Linked DNA regions of Homo sapiens: region 1 is linked to region 2. A link is a contact called in ENCODE Hi-C or POLR2A ChIA-PET data. All regions are on one chromosome and are shown on one strand. Each heading gives the region's core, a stretch centred on a gene start or an enhancer-like site at or near the end of the contact. The rest is flanking DNA. Distances are from core to core; before and after follow the strand shown. Region 1 holds the start of SSC4D (scavenger receptor cysteine rich family member with 4 domains). Region 2 holds the start of SRRM3 (serine/arginine repetitive matrix 3).

The links. Hi-C counts contacts between places; a loop is a spot of excess contacts on that map. ChIA-PET counts read pairs that join two places held with the same protein, here RNA polymerase II (POLR2A). Pooled maps may share reads with other maps.
Region 1: a pooled map shows a loop between it and region 2 (1.8-fold over the local background). The contact joins the promoter of SSC4D here to the promoter of SRRM3 in region 2. A Hi-C loop is called at or near these places in 1 of 168 maps with a recorded cell type or tissue (CD8-positive, alpha-beta T cell) and 4 of 50 pooled maps. POLR2A ChIA-PET finds 5 or more read pairs at or near these places in 1 of 52 experiments (H1).

Annotation. Positions count from the first base shown.
Region 1 is chr7:76,408,407-76,411,801 of GRCh38, reverse strand. It overlaps SSC4D (scavenger receptor cysteine rich family member with 4 domains), which reads left to right and starts at 2,105. Exons shown (of 11, transcript NM_080744.2): 1 at 2,105-2,388. It also overlaps a transcript of ZP3 not described here.
Region 2 is chr7:76,200,646-76,204,480 of GRCh38, reverse strand. SRRM3 (serine/arginine repetitive matrix 3) reads right to left here and starts at 2,585. Exons shown (of 15, transcript NM_001110199.3): 1 at 2,414-2,585. RefSeq lists a silencer at 2,499-2,738.

The sequences.
Region 1 (3,395 bases), core at 856-3,355, 210 kb before region 2:
AAATGCCCAGGAGTACAATTGCTAGTTCATATGGTGAATGTACATTTAGATTTTTAAGACACTGTCAGACTATATTTCAGAGTATCTGGACCATTTTACATTCCCATCAGCAATGTGTGAGGAACCCAGTTTCTCCATATCCTCACTAGCATTTGATATCACCAACTATTTTTTTTTCAACCATTCTCATAGGTGGGTGGCAATAACTCATCATCGTTCTTTTTTTTTCCCCTAAAACAGGGTCTCTCTCTGTCACCCAGGCTGGAGTGCAGTGGCACAATCATAGCTCACTGCAGGCTCAACCTCCCAGGCTCAAGTCATCCTCCCACCTCAGCCTTGCAAGTAACTGACTACAGCCCAGTGCGCACCATCATGCCCGGCTATGTTTCTAATTTTTTATAGAGATGGGGTCTCCCTATGTTGCCCAGGCTGGTCTTGAGCTCTTGGTCTCAAGCGATCCTCCTGCCTTTGCTTCCGGAAGTGTTGGGATTACAGGCATGAGCCACTACTCCTGGCCACTGTTTGCTTTAATGGGAAAGACGAGAGCTTGCTTAGGAACCGAAAAATCTGATTGGGAAGGAGCAGCTGAACATGGAAGACAGATAGATGTGCAGATGGAGGGAAAGAGGTCCCTGAGATGACGGAAGGAATGGAATCTGGACTTCAGGGAAGGGGCTTCCCCAGGCCAGGGGAGGAGGGAGGGAGGAAGGACAGGTGCGGGCAGCAGGGGCGTGGAGATTTTGCAGCATGGTGATGGCAGCCTTCCATCAAGTATTTTCTTTTCTTTTTTTTTTTTTTTTTTCTTTTGAGATGGAGTCTTGCTCTGTTGCCCAGGCTGGAGTGCAGTGGTGCGATCTCAGCTCACTGCAACCTCCACCTCCCGGGTTCAGGCGATTCTCCCACCTCAGCCTCTCGAGTAGCTGGGATTACAGGCACCCGCCACCACACCTGACTAATTTTTGTATTTTTAGTAGAGACGGGGTTTCACCATGTCAGCCAGGCTGGTCTCGAACTCCTGACCTCAAGTGATCTGCCCACCTCAGCCTCCCAAAGTGCTGGGATTACAGGTATGAGCCACCTCGCCTGGTACATCTAGTACTTTCTTTTTCCAAGAAATAGGAAACAGCATCATGACCAGGAGTCAGGAAATTAAGTCCTGCCGGGCCCACACTCATGCCACCTGTTTTCCTCCCTTGGCCTCAGTCTTCCCAGCCTCACCATAAAAAGCTGGGACTGGTCCCCAATTTGTTTGATCCTCAGGAGCTTCTCAACATTTTTTTTTTTTGGCCAGTGCAGTGGCTCATGCCTGTAATCCCAACACTTTGGAAGGCTGAGGCAGGAGAATCCCTTGAACTCGGGGAGACGGACGTTGCTGTGAGCTGAGATCACACCATTGCACTCCAGCCTGGGCAACAAGAGCGAAACTCCATCTCAAAAAAAAAAAAAAGAACTACACAAGAAGGCAAAATTAGGCTGGGTGCGGTGGCTCACACCTGTAAACCCAGCACTTTGGGAGGCCGAGGCAGGCGGATCCCTTGAGGTCAGGATTTCAAGGCCATCCTGGCCAACATGGAGAAACCCAGTCTCTACTAAAAATACAAAATTAGCCTGGCATGGTGGTGCATGCCTGTAATCCCAGGTACTCGGGCGCTGAGGCACGAGAATTGATTAAGCCTGGGAGGCGGAGGATGCAGGGAGCCGAAATCGTGCCATTGCACTCCAGCAGCCTGGGTGACAGAGAGAGACTCTGTCTGAAAAAAAAGAAAAAAGAAAAAAAAAGAAGGCAAAATCAGCAGCCCCCAAGTGAGGTTGTGAGGTCCTGTCTATGTGGGAAACCCACTCCATACACTGTGGCTCCTGGGACCATTTCCAAACCCTCAGCTGAGATGTGGGTCGGGACATCATCAGGCGGGACTCCTGGGCTGGATCAGGGCTACCTCCAAAGATCAGGATGCTTGGCTGCCCTGCAAAGGGGTGGAGACCTATCCAGGCCTTCCTGAAACCTGAACCCTGGGGTGGGGGGGCTGTGGGGGGAGGAGGGGCTGCCTGGCCTTGAGAGTCCATGCCTCCCCCAACCACATAGCTCCGCCTCCACCTGGGTGCCCTTTTTCTGGGGCCGCTCCAGCTGGTGCCGGCCACCTCCACTCCCCTTTGCTTCTTGCTGTCCCTAAGGTCGGATGGGGACAGGCTGGGGCCACCAGCCAGCTCCATGGACAGGGACTTTGCCTCTGCTCACCTTCCAGCTGTGGAAAGAAAAGAAGAAACGCCTGTGTTGATTTCCATTTGGAAGATCCTTCCTCCTCCTAAACTTCCAGGGGCAGACAAAGTGATTCGATCTTGGATTGACTGTAGAAGAAGGGACAGAAAGAGCCCAGAACATTCCCCCAGGTATGAATCCTTCACTTTTGCTGGAGTGTTTGTGTGTGTGTGCGTGTGCATGCATGTGTGTGTGTGTGTGTGTGTGTGTGTGTGTGTGTGAGACAGAGAGAGAGAGAGAGAGAGAGGCAACCATTTCCCACTGGTCAGATGGGAAATTGTCCTTGTTAATCTCCCAAGCCCCTTCTGGCTGCTGTTTTCTATGATTCTGTAGCCATCACCTTGATTCAGTCACTCAACAAACATTTCCTGAGTATCCACCCTGTGCCAAGGGCAACCACTGAATGAGATCTGGTTTCCACCCTCAAGGGTCTGCAGTCTCGATGGAGAAACAGTAATGATAACAATAGCTACCACACCTAGAGTGGGCCAGACACTGGGCTAAGCCTTGTGAAAACATTTGCTCATTGAACTTGGCAAAAATGATAAGGGGTAAGTGGATCACGAAAGCCATTTTACAGATGAGAACAGTGAGGCTTTGCAAGGTGAAGGTCATACAGCTAGGAGATGGTGGAGCTGATGCTGCAATATGAACCGCTGTGTTAGGCTGCCGGCTGTACTGTAGAAAATGTAGGCAACAGATGGACTCTGAAAGGGATATGAAGGGATGGGAGGGCTTTCAAGAGCCCTAATCACCAAGGACAGGGAGGGATGAAGCCTTGTCTTGCCAGTGTTCCCTTGGGCGTGAAGCAGGAGCAGACTGGAGGGGCCCACCTTGGAGCTGGGAGGGTAGGAGGCAGGCTTGGCAGAGGGCTCTGGGGTCACCTGGGATTTGAAATCTGTGGGGATCAGGATCGGGGGTCCTTCTCCCTCACGCCTGGGCTGAGGTGGCAGGGGATAGAGGTGGGGAAGCTGAGGATTCCTGGCAGGGTCTCTGGAAGTTGCCTGTCCCCAGGGTGGGGGCTGATCTGGCCTGGGGGGCCAGTATCCCAGCAGCCTGAGAAGTGGGTGGCACTGAGGCCAGGAGGCAAAAGGAGGCCAAGATAACTATGTGCCCCCCCACAACAAGCAAAGACTGG
Region 2 (3,835 bases), core at 1,336-3,835:
GGAAAGTCCCATCACACCTTCAGGCCTTGTTTTTCTCCTATGTGAAAGGGAGACAGCAGCACCTTTGGGTCCAGGTTATGTGAGGATGAGATGAGATCATGTATACGAAGTTACAGGACCATGGGCAGAGGCTCAGTGTATGTGTAGGAGTGAAGAAAGAGGGGCTGGGCTTCTCTAACCTCCCCATTGGTGCCCCTGGAAGGCTTCTGAGACAGGAAGAGCTATGATTTTGTCCCTGGGGGACAATAAAATATGGGCAGAGGAGGGAGAAAAGTCAGGAAGGGAGGCTGACCCCAGCAGCGCTAGTAGCTGCTCCTGGCCATGGACCATCTCAGGAGGTGAGGGTGAACCACTAAGAAAGGAAGGAGCAGTCACTGGCTGGCAGAGGTCAGCAAGAGGTTGGGAGGCAGAGGAGGTGCAGAACGGGTGCAGCAGTGAGCAGATGGGACTGTCAGACCCAGACCCCCCCTTTGGCAGGTGTGACGGGGTAGAGGCACCCCGCTGGCCGGTTCAAGGCACATTCTACCTCTAAGTATCCCAGTGACCTTGTGGGAGTCACCTCCTTACTGCACTGTATGCCCTCACCCACCTGCCTCAGGCTCCCCACCTGTAAAGCTGGCATCATAAATCAAGACACTGGCATTGAACTGGGCCTTGATACTCAGAGGATGGGACAGGTCATCAGTAACTCTCCTGCCTCCAGGAGGACAGCGCGAGTGGCTTCATGACCTTGGGAAAGTCACTCAAGCTTCATTTCTCAGCTATGAAATAGGGACAATGATGCCTTCCTCATGAAGCTTCTGTGAGGATTAGCTGAGTCAACCGTTGCATTGTGCCCAGCATGGAGCTGGGCATGAGGCTCTCAACCACTGTTCATCTCCTCTGGGAACAGAAAAATGTGCTTCAAATATCACTGAACACTATTCCACATTTATCCAGCTCTTCTTTAAGAAATTCTTACTTGTCTCCTATTTACTAACACTCACCCAGCATTTTATACCGTAAAAGTAGTCTCCCATCTCCTTATCCAGATTATTTCTTTCAACAGCAAAGTAGACATTGCTAACACTACACCTGTTTTACAGATTGAAAACAGACTCAGAAAGGTCAATGGCTTACCTGAGGTCACATAACCTAGATTTGATCCCATGTCTTTCTGACATCAGAGTCCATGACTCCCAACCCACATACCCCTACCTCTTAAAACCCAGTTGACTCTTTAGTCAGTCTTCAAGAATACCTCCTCCACCCCACAGGAGAGTGGGATGGGGCATAAAGTTAAGGAACCAGAAAGCTACTGCTGTGTGGGAACAATTTCCTAGCCAGCTGGGTCCTATTTTTGACTGAGGAAGAAGCTGGCACAAACTGGGGCCATGACCTTAAGATGCTCCCTGGACAGAGGAACTTGTGCACGTCTCTCCGTCAAAGCCCAGCACCTGCCTTTTCTCTTGCCATGGGACAAAAGACCAGCTCAAGCCCCCGATGCTAGGGTGAGTGAGGTCTTAGGACAGCGAGAAGTTATGGCTGGGATAGGGCACAGGCATTGAAGTACCACGTCAGACCTTGGTACAACCTTCCCTTCCTCCCACTAAATCTCTCCCCACAATGGATCTGCTGTCAGGAGTAGGAACTGCAGGAGGCTTCAACACTGTCCAGGCAGGAGCCCTGGGAGGGAGGGGGAGGCGGAGGCAAGGCAGAGGCTGCGTCTTTTCTCAGCTCTCTTCTTTACCAGGAATTCACTCTGGCGCAGGTCTAACTCTGGGCTAGAAACTCTCTCTGGGCGTCCGTGGTTGGGGTGGGGGGTGTGCACAGAGAACCCCCTCCCAAATTCCTAGTAGCTATTTTCTCTTCTGTGTCCTCCATCCTCTTCCCAGTGCAAGAGTAAATGCCATCCTGTGAGACCCAGTTCTCCTTGCCAGCTCCTGCCTCCCTAGGGGCATTTGGGTAGCCGGGAAAGGGGCCAGGCTGTCCCCTGGGCCGGCACCTCCTGCTGGACAGAGGCCCAGCATCCAGGTGGGGGCCTGCTCCCTTCACCAGGGCCAGTGACCAGCATCTCCACAGGGTTACTGCATCGGTCCTCCCTTCCCTGGGGAGCAGGTCCTTCTCCTCAGTGGGACTGCGGTTGGGGGGCCTCCCTGGCACCCTCATGGACTAGGCCATGGTCATTTATGCCCAGGGGAGTCCTGCCCATGACCCCAAAGGTCTCCACTGTCTCCATCCCTCTCAGTGAAATGAATGTTCCTCATCTCTGCTCCCCGGGCGCCTGGCACCCCCGGACAGACGCCCTCGCCGACCTCCCACACTGCCCCTCTGCTCGGGGGAGCCTGCAGACCACGGGGGTGCTGGGGAGGCCCGAGCTTCCACCCAGCCCCAGCCCCTCGGGGATATGCCCCCGCCCCACAGGCGCTCTCACCTCACCGCTGACCGCCGCGATCTACCGGGCGCTGGGGCCAGGCCCTCGGGTCCCGCCGGTCCGGGCTGCCGCCTAGTCTGGGCTGAGTTGGGCAGGGCAGCTCCGCGGCCCCCACGGCCCCGCACCCTCTGCCTCCCCGCGGGTGCTGCCGCCGCTTGCTGAAATGCTGGACAGCGCACCGCCACCGAGGCGCCTCTCTGCTCGCCCGCCAGCCAGAGCGGCCCAGCCCCGCGCCCGCAGCGCCCTCCGCAGGCCTGGAGGAACGCCCGCAGCGGAGGCAACAGCCCGGGCGGCTGGGCCGGGCCGTCTCCCGGCCGGCTCCCCCTCCTCCCCGCCCCCTTCGCCCCCCTCCCCCCCTTCCCCTCGCCCCTCACCTCCCCACACCCCCGCCCCTATCCCCAGCCCCCGGGGACATCTGTTTCCCCCACTTGCGAGAGGAGGCATGTCAGCCCTGGAAGGCGCCTGGGGCAAGGGAGGTTATTAGTTTGGATCTGGGAAATGCAGTCGGTGTGCAGAGGCCTCGCCAGGACACTCTCTTCCCACCCAGTGTTAAAGAAGGCACCAGGGGCTGGGCGCGGTGGCTCACGCCTATAATCCCAGCACTTTGGGAGACTGAGGCGGGAGGATCACTTGAGGCCAGGAATTCGAGACCAGCCTGGCCAACATGGTGAAACCCAGTCTCTACTAAAAATACAAAAATTAGCCAGGCGTGGTCGCAGGCACCTGTAATCCCAACTACTCAGCTACTTGGGAGGCTGAGGCAGGAGAATCGCTTGAATCTGGGAGGCGGAGTTGCAGTGAGCCAAGATCGCACCATTGCACTCCAGACTGGGCGACAAGAGCAAGACTTAGGGTCAAAAATAAAATAAAATAAAATAAAATAAAAGGCACCAGGGAGGTGAGGTGGGAGGATCGCTGGAGCCCAGGAATTTGAGGCTGCAGTGACCTATGGTGGCGCCACTGCACTCCAGCCTGAATGACAGAGGCTGTCATTTTTTGACACCATCTCAAAAATTTAAAAAAAAAAAAAGGAGGGTGTAGTGTGAGAGACATCCTAATGGAGACAGGAGATTTTAAATTATTTTTTTAAATTTTAAAATTTTGGCTGGATGCAGTGGCTCACATCTGTAATCCTAACATTTTAGGAGGCTGAGGTGGGAAATCACTGAGCTCAGGAGTTTGAGACCAGCCAGGCCAACATGAGGAAACCCTGTCTCTATGAAAAATACAAAAATTTGCCAGATGTGGTGGCATGCATGCACCTGTGGTCCCAGCTACTTGGGAGGCTGAAGTGGGAGGAAGGCTTGAGCCTGAGAAGCGAAGGTTGCAGTGAACCAAGATTGCTCCATTGCACTCCATCCTAGGTGACAGAGCCTCAATTTGTCTCAAAAACAAAAACAAAACAAAAAAACAAAAACAACA